Linked DNA regions of Homo sapiens: regions 1 and 2 are each linked to region 3. A link is a loop called in an ENCODE intact Hi-C map of the cell type or tissue named here. Cell type or tissue: mammary epithelial cell. All regions are shown on one strand.

What was found. A loop is a pair of places that touch in the nucleus more often than their neighbours do. Peaks named below come from ENCODE experiments on the same cell type or tissue, not always from the same donor. Only the 100,000 strongest peaks of a DNase experiment are listed, where the experiment ranks them.
Region 1: it touches region 3 in a loop (4-fold over the local background); 1 of 110 quality-filtered maps calls a loop at or near these places.
Region 2: it touches region 3 in a loop (12-fold over the local background); 1 of 110 quality-filtered maps calls a loop at or near these places.

What each region holds. Positions count from the first base shown.
Region 1 is chr2:144,887,856-144,892,855 of GRCh38, forward strand. All of the region lies in intron 2 of TEX41 (testis expressed 41), which reads left to right. Among named protein-coding and RNA genes, the nearest start is that of LINC01966, 8.4 kb to the left of the region's middle. In mammary epithelial cell, a CTCF peak has its summit at 3,068; no DNase peak of the experiment used is centred here.
Region 2 is chr2:144,159,859-144,164,858 of GRCh38, forward strand. All of the region lies in intron 4 of QTMAN (queuosine-tRNA mannosyltransferase), which reads right to left. Among named protein-coding and RNA genes, the nearest start is that of QTMAN, 170 kb to the right of the region's middle. In mammary epithelial cell, a CTCF peak has its summit at 3,021; no DNase peak of the experiment used is centred here.
Region 3 is chr2:145,481,753-145,486,752 of GRCh38, forward strand. No RefSeq gene overlaps it. Among named protein-coding and RNA genes, the nearest start is that of LINC01966, 600 kb to the left of the region's middle. In mammary epithelial cell, a CTCF peak has its summit at 2,856; a DNase peak (open chromatin) is centred at 2,899; H3K27ac peaks cover 398 bases.

The DNA.
Region 1 (5,000 bases), 590 kb before region 3:
AGGTACAACTGCTATTGTCTTCTGGTTGGTCTCCTTGCTTCTAATCCAGCCCTCATTGAAGTACTTTATGAAAAAGAGTGGTATTTTGAAAACACACATCTGAGTGTGTTGCTTTTTGGATGCTATTTCTTTGAATAATCATTCTTCCATATCCCAGTAAGTTGATAGCCCCTCGCTCTTCACATTCAAGCCTAGATATCAAAACCTCCAGGAGTGTTTCCTCAAGAACCAACTCTTTTAGGACTAACTTACATGTCTCTTCTTTTTATTCTCACAGAACTCTTCTGTGATCAAAGCATTTATCACATTCTATTATCATTGGCAGGTTACCTGTCTATTTTCTCCAAAAACTGTAAGGCATGTGGGGTAGGGGCAGCATATGTTTTGTTAATTGTCATATTCTTAGTACCTAACATGATCCAGGAATACAGTAAGTATTCAGTATTTGTATTTTAAGTAATTAATTGAATGCATGAACATTTAACATGAAATGTAAAATAATTCAATTACTAAAGCCAGAAAAATACCTGTTTAGTTATTCAGAATGGCCAATTGAGTGAAAGAGACAGCTAAAGAACAACAAGAAAATACTCAGAGTAAAACACAAAGAGATTAACAAATATAAAGACAAAGATGAGAACTTTGCTAGTTCTACTAGGTAATGCAGAAAATGAGATACAGAGAGAAGGATGTGACCTCCACCTATATTCTCCGAGACACAAGGTGGGGGGGAGGGAAGAGAGAGAGAGAGAGAGAGAGAGACAGACAGATACCAATACACAAAGATAAATAGATTTTTTAGACTTACCAACTCCCACATGGCAAAGAGGATGCAATAGATATCCTTGAAACTTATTACTATACTTCTTTGAATCTCTGATAGGCACAAAGAATGAATGTTTTACTAAAGTTTTGCAGTACTTTTCATAAGTGGAGTGTTGACTTTTAGCACTCTCTCCATGGGTTACCTACAATTAGGTTGTTCATGGGAGGTTTCCCAAACACTAGCCCTCTAATAAAGGAGATTTTACCATCAAACAAATGCTAGCTTGTATTAAACTACTGAGCACGGCATTTTCAAACTAGACCTTGGAATACTGGCAAGAAGGCTAGGATGCAAACTTTCAATAATTCTGCTTTATTATGATTCATCCTTATCTGGTTAAAAATTCTTATACATGAACTGGGTATTTTTTATTTATTTGAAATATATTATAAATTTACTATGTACAAAGTTATTGGATATTATTTTTCTACTCAAGACCCTTGAGCAAAGAGAATTTTGGTCTTAGCCGGTCTTAACTGATCTCAAGCTGTGAAGTAGCCATGGTAGTTATTGGGGTTTCAGAAATGCCATGGCGGTATAAATATAGCTTTTCTAAACTTAATCTCACCTACTATTATATTCTTTATTTCTTTTAATGAGGAAGTTGTTAATTCTACTCTAAGAAAATAATGGAAACAACTATTTATACCTTCATCCACAAAAGTATGCTCAACAACAAAAGTCTTCCAACAACCCCCTTATGTAGTTTTTGTCCTATGTCTACATCTAAAGTCATATTGTTTAGTTAGATACAAATAGTGAAACTGTTGCCTTTCAAAACAGTGGGAAAGAAAAACCACTATTAAGAAATTTGTATTAAAATTACTCTTCACTCTCTGACTCACGCACTACTGTGTAGGGCAGGGTCTCTCAGTCCAGGCATGATCGATGTTTGAGACTGGATAATTATTTGTGGTGGAGGCTGTCCTGTGCGTTATAAGATGTTTAGCATCATTCTTTGCCTCTACCCAGTAGATACCAGCAGCACCTTGCCCCCCGCCCGCCAACTATGACAAATAAAACTGTGTTTAGACTTTGCTAAATGTCCCCTGGGAGGTGAAATTGACCCTCATTGAGGACCACTGCCCTGGGTTTTGTAGTTTGTTTCTGTTTTATACATACAGTCCACGCTATATTGTGGCTACTCAAAACTGTCTTTTTAAATGAATAAATAAAAGCCGTCTATCCTCCTTCTGTTCTAAATAGGTGTCGACCACAACAACAAAAGTTTCAGGAGACTTACTATGTGCTCAACATTGTATTAGGTATTATGGTTGACCCTAAAGAAGCATCAGCTTGGCTTTGCACCAAAGAAGTTTTTAGTCAAGTTGGAGAGAGATCACTACTCAAAGAACGCAAGAGACTAATGGAAGACAGAATATATTGGCAGCAGACTAAAAGGCAGAATGGTCACACTTCAAAATGTTTGGTACAAGCTATGGTGATGTTATTGATCTTCTGATTTGATGTTCCTGTGAAGGTTCTATGACCTATTTTGATATGTAGACAGTGGTAAAATGCTCAAAGCTCTTTGCTACGATATGTAATAACAAAGGGAACAGTAAAAAATATTCTGTTTAAATAAGCCAGATCACTTTTACATGTGATGGCCAAGCCATGCAGGGGAGGAGGTGCTGAGCCTGGTTCTGTTAGTAACTGAGTGGTAGCTGAAGAAGACAAATCTAACCAGGCATGGCAAGTCCGTGGATGCCATGAGAGCCTGTGCATTTAGAACTAGGGCACACTAACAGAGATCAAACTAAGTTTTTCCACTAACATCAGACCTTTGCAATTTAATGATTATAAAACTTTCCTAACATTTGCAAGTTTCTAAACATTTATTTTCTTTTATTCTGTGCAATTCCTATTACCATTGAAATTATTTAGGTCACATATTTTTGTGTTATTTAAGTAACACTCAAAGACAAAACCAAGAAATTCTTTTTCTACTTTTAACCATCCTGATTGGATAGTTTATATTTATATCAAGTTCTAATCTCCTAAAATTTTTAGTGTGTTTAATAATGAATCTTTGAAGAATATGATACACTTGTGTAATAGCTTTTTCATATAATAAAATTTTCCAAAGTAAATAACCTGACAAATTAAAAAAAACTCATACATTAAATGTAAAGTACTATTTTGTTATAATCATAGAATTTAATAAATTAAAAGGATTTTAGAGAATATTAAGTTGATGGAAGTTACTATAACTCACAAATATTTTGGTACTCCCACCTTCTGGGCTTATAGCAGAATTGCACTTCTATACTGACTTGAAGCCAGGTGTGGACATATGACATGCTTTAGCCAATTAAACATGATCGTGTGTTATTACCAGGCAAAAGCTTTAAGAAGCAGTGGGTGGTTTTCCTGTGTCATTGTGACCAGTGATATTCCAGGCAGTGGTAGCTCTGTTATCTTGAATCTTGGAGTGAGGATGATGACAAAGCAGGAACATGATCCCAGCTGACCTGCATAGAACATCTAGAGGGAAGGAGAAATAAAATTTTTGGTTTAAACTACAAATACAGTCAGCAAACACAAATACAGTCAGTAAGATTTGGTGATTGTAACCACAGCCTAACTTAGATCACCCTGTTTGATACAAAATCCACATTCCCCATTGTCAAATAGTTATTTAAGGCACAGAGAAATTGCAGCACTTGACTGTGGTTGCAAATGAGGTTGACAAAATCTTTTCCAGAATCAATATCTGCTGCCTAGAGTAGTATATTTTTCCACTTTACCAATGTTCTCCCAAATTTTGCATGTGTACCAACATTGAATATGAGGTGATTTTGTGATATAAATATTACTTTAAATGATAATGTATCACTTGGGCAGAAAGTTAATGTCTCTTCAGTTGTCTTTCACTCTTTCCGATTAATGAAAGGAAGAATTCTCTATTTGGTGTTAGCATGTCTATAACTGTGGATATTTAGCTGCCTTCTAACCATTCCTTTAAAAAAAAAAAAAAAAAGAATGAGAGAACAGGACTCAGGCTCTGAGCCTTCCTTAGGCACCAGACAGAATTCAATAAGTGTTTGATTTTCACTGAGATAAATTTTACAGTTACTTTTTGTTGTTGTTGTTGTGGAGACAGAATCTCTCTCTGTCGCCCAGGCTGGAGTGCAGTGGCGTGATCTCGGCTCACTGCAAGCTTCACCTCCCAGGATCAAGTGATTCTCCTGTCTCAGCCTCCTGAGTAGCTGGGACTACAGGCACATGCCACCACACCCAGCTAATTTTTGTATTTTTAGTAAAGACAGGTTTTCTCCATGCTGGCCCGACTGGTCTCAAACTCCTGACCTCAGGTGATCCGCCCACCTTGGCCTCCCAAAGTTCTGGGATTATAGGCATGAGCCCCTGTTCCTGGCCACAGTCACTTCTTTTATAAGGTTTTCCATTTTCGTAGTGACATAACATTTACCTTAAAGATATATTTGTTCAAGAACCAAAAGTTAAAGAAAAATATTAGCTAAATTACAAGGCAGATGCTATGCAGATATGGCAGAAATTGCAAGAGTAATTAATACACAGTGGTGAGTGGTGAGGTGAAAATAACTGGTGCTGGGTAAAGAAATTCTACCATGTCGAAGTACTGACATCAGATCCTCTCTTTTCATAAAAAACAGAAAAATAGGGAAATATATATTCATTTATTCTATGAGTTTCTATTCAATTCTGTTAGCAAAACCCATTCCTTTGACATCTACCAAAGAGAATTTGCTAGGTCCTTGGTGGCACAAAGATGTGTACAGTCTTTTCTCTAATCCTCAAAGACTGAATGTCACATATAACTGGAAAAAAACTCTTTTAATATAAGAAAACAAAAAAATCAGCAATTTTACTCACCTTCTGTGATCACATTTGAATCTTGTCTACACTTGTAGGCTTAATAATCTATTTAAATAATGCTTATATAAATTGATTTCAAAAGTACTTTCTATTGTTATTGTTTTTTAATTTCAGATCTCTAAATAGTGTCCCTAACTGACATTTCTTTTGTATGTGGGTAGGTAAAATTGATTTTGTCTCAATTAGATAGCACCTATCTCTTTGTTGGCCTGGTCAGGGTGAGGAGCAAGTGAATGCTTTCTATATTTAGAATAACAGTGGAGAATGACATAATTAACAAAAAGTAAGCAACATAGAAGGAAGAGCAGGTTTC
Region 2 (5,000 bases), 1.3 Mb before region 3:
TTGTAGAGGACCTTGAATGCAAGGCTTACAAGTGAGCCAATGTGTACACAGTGCGGGGATGCTGAAGTTTCAGGCTATATTTTTTTAGGAGTAGAGAAACAAAAGGCAAAAATAACAAAACAAAAACAAAAAAATAAAAATTCCATAACAGTACACGTAAAGACTAAAGAAAAAGGGACCAGTTATGAGATGATTAGAGCAATACAGACAAGTTGCAAAGAAAGTCTGAAGAAATGTAGTAACATTTCTCCTCTAAAGGAGGAGAAGGCACTAAAAATGTACCTTCAAGATTTTGAAATGTAATGACTATCGGAAAGATCATGCCATCATAAAAATATAAAATCAAGGACAGTGTCTCATGCAAGAAAAAAGAGTGACTGAACACTATTTAGTAAATCTTAAGTTTAAGGTGTCAGGGTCTGTACAAACAAGCATTTCCTACAAAAATGTTGAGATATGGTCCTAAAGTTACTGATTACAGCAATAAAAATAATATTATCCTTTATACTTATATAAGCTTGTACCTTTCACTGTCTTTTTATCCTTCTAGTGTTGGTAATTACATCAGTTGTACAAATAAGAAAACTGAGGCTCAGAAAGGATGACTTATCAAATCTCACATGAGTATTACATGGCAAAGTGAGACTGGAGACAGATTTTGGAACTTTTGGTATAGAAGTCACTTTGAAGTTGTAAGATTATCAAGAAAATGTGGAAAGAAAACATGGTAACTTATGCGCAGAACCAGAGGGAAAACTTAAGACTGTAACGCAGTGATCATTCAATACCTCAGTAGATGATCAAGATGCCTAACAAAGCATTACAGGGCCTGGCAGTCAACAGGTATTCAATGAATAGCTGTCACATCAACGGTTAGAGGGGAGACAGCACCAAATCGTGTCTTTCTATCTGTGATGGACAGAGGAAATAGCTCTCAGACTAATTTAAGGCAGCCACTTTCTCAAATGAATTCTTACACACAACTGGTACGTAAAATACACAAAAACACCTTTGAGTAAAGCAGGAATAGATGGTCTGGAAATTCACCTAACTCAACCTTTTTTCACTTCCTTTGACAACATGTCCTTTGTATATATTAATATATAGAAATCTCTGAGACAACTCCACGCAACCCAAGAAAATGCTGGAAATCCTCTATGTTAGTCAGTCATAAGAGTGATAATAATTTGGGACATCTGAGTATGGCACGAAAGAAAAGGTAACATGTGGTCTGAAGAGATCATACTGAAATCGAGTACCAGCCTGTCTACACTTGATGGTTAAACAGACACTCCATTGTCATGTTCTACTAGCTGGGATCCTTCATTACTTCTTTCTTGTATTTATTTATGACCAAAAGCTTCCTATGATTATGACTCATATCATCAGATCACTTGGACATCACAACTGTATACAATGGAAATGATATATTTAATCGAGTCAATTCCCTGTGGCTGTCTTGTTCCAGTACCCTGTTGCAGAACCTCCCCACCCACTTACATCTTGTAAGAAACTGGCCATGCCACATTATTCCACATAGAAGCCAGAGAGGAAAAGAACAGCATAATGTCAGAAGGTTAAAATTAAATGTGAATGCCCAAATTTCATATCTTACCAGAAAGAAGTTTTGTGATCTAATCATGTTACTGATAGGACCAGTTACATGTATGACTAGGGAGGAAAGGATATGAATGTCCCTACAGTTGAAAAAAACGAAAGAATGATTGAGTCCTTTCTAACAGTAGACTTGACAATGTTGTTCCATTTTAATATAAATTGTAAATGAAAAATCCAGTCCAAATGGAGAGTAAAAACAGTAATCATTATTTTAAAATCCAGCCCAAGTAAGTAGTAAAAAACAGTAATCACTATAAGATTTTATTATGGCAATACCTGTGTACAAATATGAAGAAATATGTAAAGAAAATCACAGGCTAATTCTTGGATAATTTATTCAAGGAGTAAGTTATGAAAATTCATCAATAAGTAGAATAAATGGGGTAAGGCAAAGAGAGCTTACCATAGATTCTATTTATGCAACTACAGTTTTAATTTAGTTTGCATTGATGGACTCTTATTTCATGTGTTACAGTGATGTTAAACCTAGACACAACATGCCTTGCATCTCAAGTTTTCATAGTACAAAGACATTTGGACGTGGCATAGACAGTTGCTCCTTTTGCTTCAAGTGATAAATGGTTCAGCTGTAAAAAGGATCTGAATAGACCTAACAAAAATCAGTGAGTGAATTTAGAAGAGTAACTACATGCATTAAAATTTTTATTTTGCTCTCCTGATTTTTACACGGTAATTTGCCTTCAGGAGAAACCATGCTGACACTGTCCTGGGTGTTTTCAGGCCTTTGCAAATGAGGCTGAGACCTGGTTCCAGGAACGAATATACTTCAAAGGAAACAGTACCACCTACAACACCTGTCATCAAAAAAGACAGTGGGCCAATCAAAAAACCTAGGTCAAAAGAGCATAACTTGGGCAAGATGCTGGTTAAATTCAATGAATAAAGCAGAAGAGTAAAGATTTCAAGGAGAAGTCTTGCTCAGAATTTAGGAAGTGACTCTGGAAAATCTTGTACAGATGTCAAGCTTGACTGGGATTATGCAGCGGACAGAACTGGCAGGAACTAAGGAAGAAGTATCAAAGCCCCAGAAGGTGCCTATAGAATAAAGCAGAATATATCAGGGGAAAAAAACAAAGAGAGAAAAATCTGGCCAAGTTAGCTAAAGGTGGCAGTTGAAAGGTGAGGAGAGATAAGGGAAAGAGCAGCAAAGTAAAGGCCTAGGGCTGATCTCATGGCAACTGGCAACAAGAGAGACCTAGGGGTGAATGTCAGCTGGAAGAACGTAGGAGCCCAAACAGCTGTGCGGACGAATTCCAGGTCTTGGATGGATAAAACTATAAGTCACATCAACGAGCAGGTGTGCATCTGAAGCTAAGGATGTGTCTATCAGCTGACTCAGGTAAGAATGGCTCAGGTACTGTGCAAGACTGAGTTTGCAGATAGGGGGCATCAGTGGACCTGACTGTGCCCAGCTAGGGAAAGCCAAAGGCACAGAAACAAAAAGAGGGTGAAGAGACAGCAGTAAATAGAATAACACAAAACTGTTTCTGAATTATAATATGTGTACTTGGTAGAGACTACAAAACAAACCCGGAATATGAAAATGTGGATTTATCCAAAAGACAAAATTTTATTGTATTTTTACCCAAAAAAGATCCCTAATAATATTAACAATAAATTTAAAACTTCCTAAAGTACAAAATTATAAATATACTATTATTAAAGCAATGTAAGACTAGATACATAGGAAAAGACCATAAGGAAGTAAAACAGGTTATTACAGATTCTGGGTTTATGAATTTTCATATTTTATCTCCAAAGTTCTATTATACAATTATATATTACTTTTAAAATTTAAAAAATAAAAAATATTAACAATAAAACTTGTAATAGTAAGCATGCCTATTACCTTTTGAATTATTTGATTTAAAGTAATTTCTACTTATAAAATATTCTTAGGTAAAGAGCAAGGTATGTACATAGGCTTTTACCTATTGAAGTCCTTATAAAATCTCCTAAAGTTAGTAATCCCTACATCTAATTTATCCATAACTATAAGGTACAGTTTAAACTAAGGAGATCATCTCAAGTTTTCTTTTTATAAAAATCCCTTTATTTGTAAATACATAAGGAATATATGCTAACATTGCCTTTTCACAGTAGTAGGAAAAGGTTAAATCAAAGGAATCATTGTGGTGTGCGTGCAATGCAAATTATATGGCAAACAGTGCCAGAGACTGGTTTTAAAGGGCAAAAAATCATGTCATCTCCATATTTGTTTAAAACCCCACAATGCATAGATACACTATTTAACAACTGCATTCATTAATGTTTAAACTAGAACTGTGGTTAAGGTCATGTACTCCAAAGGTGGGCCACCTGGGTGTACCATGGACTATGAAGGCAGACTACCCAGGTCTACCATGGATTCTAAGGGAAGACTGCCTGCTTTGCTAACTACTAGCTATGCGATTTAGGGAAAGTTTGTTTGTTTGTTTGTTTGTTTGAGACAGAGTATTGCTCTGTCACCAGGCTGGAGTGCAGTGACACAATCTGGGCTCACTGCACCTCCGCCTCCTGAGTTCAAGCGATTCTCCTGCCTCAGCCACCCAAGTAGCTGGGACCACAGGTGTGCGCCACTATGCCTGGCTAATTTTTGTATTTTTATTAGAGATGGGGGTTTCACCATATTGGCCAGGCTGGTCTCGAACTCATGACCTCAGGTGATCCAACCACCTCTGCCTCCCAAAGTGCTGGGATTACAGCTGTGAGCCACTGCACCTGGCCAAGTTTTGTTTTTTGCATTTTTTGTTTTTGGTCTTCTGTTTGTTTCTATTTCCTCATGTGATAAATGGGCCTATGAGAGTACTCCTCTTATAGGGTGGTGTGAGATGTGTAAGGTGCTTAGACCACTGCTTGGTACATTGTAGGCATGATGTAAGCATTTTGAGACTGTTTACCATTATTATTATTAAATTGTTTTGGCAATGAAATCCAAATTAAATGATGAATCAAATTTCAAAATGTTGCAATATCTGAGAATTGTTTTATTTGCCATTCTATAGTTTCTACTCTTACTATTCTTGTTTTCATCATACAAAATGTTACTTATCAAAATTATTAGAAAATTCTTCTACACATGAACAGTATGTGACTTAATTACTCCAGATCTTTACGCAATAACCATTTTCCAGAGCCACTGCACTTAAGTAATTCCTATACCTTAGAATCTACTGAAAGAACATTCTGTCAGTCTTTTTTCCAAACACAGTGCAGTGTGCAATGATCCAATTTGGTTAAATTTTGGGTTGTTGGCAATTGTAAGCTCATTTGGAAGTAATTTTTCTCCCTAGATCACTTGTGCTTGAGCTGAGAGAAGAAAAAATGAAATTATTATTATTGCCAAAATTATACAGACTGCC
Region 3 (5,000 bases):
TTATCTCCCTGTCTTTCTCTCCTTCCTCTCCTCCAGATTTTAAGTGAGTCTATTCAGGAAACAAACTCACAGTGCCAGAATAAGATATAGCTACAGATTCTCTGTGAGGAAAAATATGCTATGTGAGGATTTATATCCCATAATAATGAAATGCAGCACTGTAGCATGGCATGCTTTCACACAAAACCTTCACCATAAAATGCATGACTTTGGCGTTCAGAAAAATATGCAGATATCCATAGCCTATAGGTAGAGAAGCATATCAATATTTTAGCTTCTCTAATGCTTTTGAATAAAGACTTTATATTCGCTGTTTTCATTCCAAGCTTTTTCTCTTTATTTATTTTTGCTTTTCCCCGGAGAAGCACCATGAAGGGACTTCATGGCCTCACGCCTCTGGACTAGACATCATTTAAAGCTAAAGATAAAGAAAAAATAAGAACTGAACAACACAAAAAAGAATGAATTGATTTTTTCCTCAGCCATAATAATTACTCCTTACTTTTTAAAACACACAAAATAATTTTCCTTTTGTTTGTGATGGCCTTGATAATGAGCTTTTCACCACAATGGTTTAAAAAGTGACATTCATAGATAATACTTGGAAACTTTAAATAAAAGAAACTGTCGAGAACTGAAAAGAATAGAGTTTCATTCTGCTCCTGATCTTTGCTTTTTTTTTTCCATTTCTATCAATGCCTGTCCAGTGATACTTACCCGTCTTATCTAATGGCTGAGTCACTATCAGAAATAATAAAATCCACTCACACGAGGAAATATAAAAATGTGCGTTGTCATATTTGCTATTTTATAAATTTGAACTGCATGGCGCCCTTGTATTTGGTAACTGTCACTTGTCTCTAGACTCTGCTTTGAGTCAAAGAAAATTCAAGTCTCCATAATTTAGAATGGAAAAGGTAGCATAGCTTTGAAAATAGTTCAAAAACAATCATCTTAGGGAGCTATCCATCAGCTGTCATTTTCCTCTGAAATACCTGTATTTCCTCCTTGCTCTTGTGTCTGTTTGCCAGTAGGAGAACAATACAGTAGCCTGTATTTTTACTTATCAATAAATGTGAAACTGGATGCACATGATGTCTGTGTATTTTTCCCTTTTCATTTTTAATATCAGTTAACAAACTCTATGTGAGTGTTTAGTTGAAGAAGGATTGAAGAACATGGCAGTCAGGTAACATAACATTGAACACTAGATTTAGTTCATCATTATATTTTAAACTAAGTTTCCTTAGTCCCACACTTATTTGTAATAAACCCTAAGAAGTGGGGGAATAAAGGATACCTTTCTTTTCCTTCCCACAGGGAAGCAACTATTTTCTTATAAGCCATCAGAAGGGAGAAAAGCTGAATGAGATGAATCGAATTCCACTATCTTCATTTATGTATTTATTATTTTAATCCCTCATTCATTGAATCACATATTTATTTAATAAATATGGTCTAACCATGGTAGACTAATTTTTATTTTTTAAATTTTATTTATATATTTATTTTTGAGACAGAGTCTTGCTCTGTCGCCCAGGCCAGAGTGCGGTGGCGCGGTCTCAGCTCACTGCAAGCTCCACTTCCCGGGTTCACGCCATTCTCCTGCCTCAGCCTCCGGAGTAGCTGGGACTACAGGCGCCACGCCCGGCTAATTTTTTGTATTTTTAGTACAGACGGGGTTTCACCGTGTTAGCCAGGATGGTCTCGATCTCCCTACCTCGTGATCCGCCAGTCTCAGCCTCCCAAAGTGCTAGGATTACAGGCGTGAGCCACCGCGCCCGGCCCTAGACTAATTTTTAAAAAATTAGTTTAAAAAATTATGATAAGCTAAATTGTCTAGTGTACAATATTATGTTATGCACTGAAAAAGAGACATGGGACTTACCATTTAGGGTGACGGACAATAAACACTTAATCGAATATACCTGGAGTAGGTACTATTAGAACACAGATTTGTGGACCAGCAGGGCAGGGGCAGGCAGAATTGGCATTAGTTTAGATAAGATGGCTGAGAAAGCACACTTTGTGGAGGTAGCTTTGAGTTAATGCTTGATAAAGAAAGAGCAGGTGGTGGCTACATAAAGACTTGGAGAAAATGCCTTTTGAGAAGCAGGGAGAGCTGAGGTGATGGCACTTAGACTGGATGAAGCTTGGTCTGTTCAAGAAAGTGCAAGGATGCTGTGTGACTGGAAAATTGTCACTTCGGGGTCATGGAGGGAATGGAGACAAATGTTGAACAGGGGCTTTCTCGTGTAGCATCTTAAAGCTGTGACACTTCACTGGAAGCTATTACAGGATTTTATTAGCACAATGACAAGAAAATTCATCTATAGTTTAAAAGAATATTCTAGCTGTCAACTGGAGAGAACCTGTGCAGAGGCAAAGATTTCTTAAAGGAAGAATTCAGTCATAATGGTTTACTTATTTCACTTGAGATATGACTATAATTTGACAGATTTTTAAAAAACATATGTGAAATGTATATATTCAAAGATGCGTGGTGTTGTGAATCACAACCCTAAGAATATATTCTTATAACTCTAACAATATCACTTTTGAAAATAACAGATTTAAACATACTTTTGGGAGGAGTTCAGAGCCTGTACCTTTACCTAGAATGACGGCATGTTTTGTAACTTTGATTAGTGAATCTGATTTTTAAGAACAGAATAAAAACATTTGGAGTCTTATCTAGTGAACAGCATGGGTTAATAAAAAGGGTGATGTGTACTTTGGTGAGAACATGACTAACATTTTGTTTTTATTGTAAAAACATTTTCAAAGTTCAAGTTGCAAAAAAGTTTTAAGCAATTGCAATATCTTTGGAATAGGTGATCTCTTCTGCCCCCAGATGGTGATGGTTTTTCTCACCTCTAAGCTTCCAGTACAATTTAACCTTTATCTCCCATAAGAAATGAATCACTTGGGTGTGGTGTCTTACAAGCACTCTCATATTGTCTTCCTGGCAACACTGGAAACTATTGAGAGTGGAATCATGCTTTTTGCATTATTTATCTTTCTTGGTCCAGTGCAACTGGTACTTAGATGATCATCTTTACCTACCCAAGTCCCAACTCAGCTAACCTGAATAATTGTGCCATTTTCAAACTCAACTTTGCCCAGCCTTAGAATTCAGCAAAGCCTGGTCTGGTGACACTAGGACTCTCTGTTCACTAACTAGTGGAACTTGGAGAAAATCTCCATTGGAATGTGCAAGTTGATGGGACTAGAAAGACTAGAAGTAATTTCTTTGCCTTTCCTCTATATGTATTACTTTCTTTTACACATTTCTAATTTATTTTGTTTTCATTCTCTTGATTGCTTTTGTTTTCCAAAGTCTCTTGCCATAACTATATTTTCAGTCAAATCTAATTTTCCATGGGCACCTAATAATCTGATCTATGTTTCTGAGATAATTATGTCTTTTTCTTGGAATTTTTCATGATTTTAGTCAACTCTTATGTTATACATTTAGTTTTATCATTATTTCTCTTCTGATTTGGCATGGACTTTCATATCTGCCAAATAATGTTTGTTTAATTTATATTGTAGTATTGAGTTGCAGTTTTATTCTGTTTTCCAGTTTAGGTTTCTGTTAACACCTTAATCAATTGAATAATTTTGATTGCCACTTTCTGTTTTGTTTAGTTTTTTATGTGTCACTTTGCATGAGTTGTTCCTGCCATTTTGTTGTTATTCATTTTTAAATGTGATAGAGTTTTCAGGGCAAGCAATAAAAGGTGAAATATGGAAGGCTTGAGTAGTTACTAGACTTCTTAGTTTAGTAGAATTCTCTTTTATTGATATAGAGCAGTTTGATTTCTTTAACTAACTCTACATATTGGGAATGGGTTGGTGCATCTTCTGATTCTACAATCTATTTTTGTTTTGTTTTGTTTTATGGACCACTAAAGGATTGCTTGCTTTCTTCTTTTCTCTTCTTCCCAAATCTTCAAACTATTCCATTTCCTTCCAAATTGCTTCAATCTGCTCTAGAGTTTTACCTTCTCAGAATTGCCACCTCTAATCCCATGCACTTTCAAGCCAATTCCTTTTGAAGCCGTTAGAGTTCTAATCCATAAGGTGTCAAACCTGCTCCTGCTTTCCGTACATTTTCCCATCAGGATGGGATTGAATAATTCTGAGGGTTAGGTTTACTGAGTTGCATGACCTGCTGGTACTCTCCTCTTTTTTTGTGGAAGCTAAGACTGACTCAGCTTTCTGCCAGGGTGTCAGAGATTACTGCTAATTTCAGGTGTTTATTCTTGCACTTACATACAAATAGAAGTTTTTGTATTGTTTTCCCTGCTATGTTGTATTTGTGGGTTATAGGTGGATTTATCTGATATCCTTATTAAACGGTATTCTTTTTGGAAGATTTGTGGCTATGTGTGCTGTTACTTGGATTCAATTATCATGAAGAGCAGCAGTACAGTAACATTTAGAGCTATGTTATGAACTATTCTATTATTTATTTCATATTCACTTTAGAATACCTAACTTGACTATTTCACATGCTTGGACATACAGAAGATTTCCTTAGTTTTTTCCCTTTATTTGCAAAATACCTGATTCTATACTTATACACAGGTATTAATTTAACAATCACCTTCAAGAGGGCACTAATTATTTCAGCTAATTTTTCATGGCTCAATACATGTGTTAGATCCCAGCACAAAATGTACTCTAATAGATTTTGGACAGAAAAGTCATGCATTTGAGCCAATTATCTATGTTAGAAAACTCTTCTAAGTGGGTTTAAGCCAATGATACCTACTGAAAAATAACTCCATTGGGTCATGTGCCATCACCATTACTAAGCAACTATAAGAACCAACTATAATAACGTAATGCAGAAATTCACGGTCTAAGAAGGCAACCACTGTGTGGCAGACAGAACATGAACTTTGACATCAAATTGAATTATTTCATTTTAGATTTGCCACTTATTAGGCCCGTTCAAAATTAGTTATTCTGTCTCAGTTTTTAATTTTAAT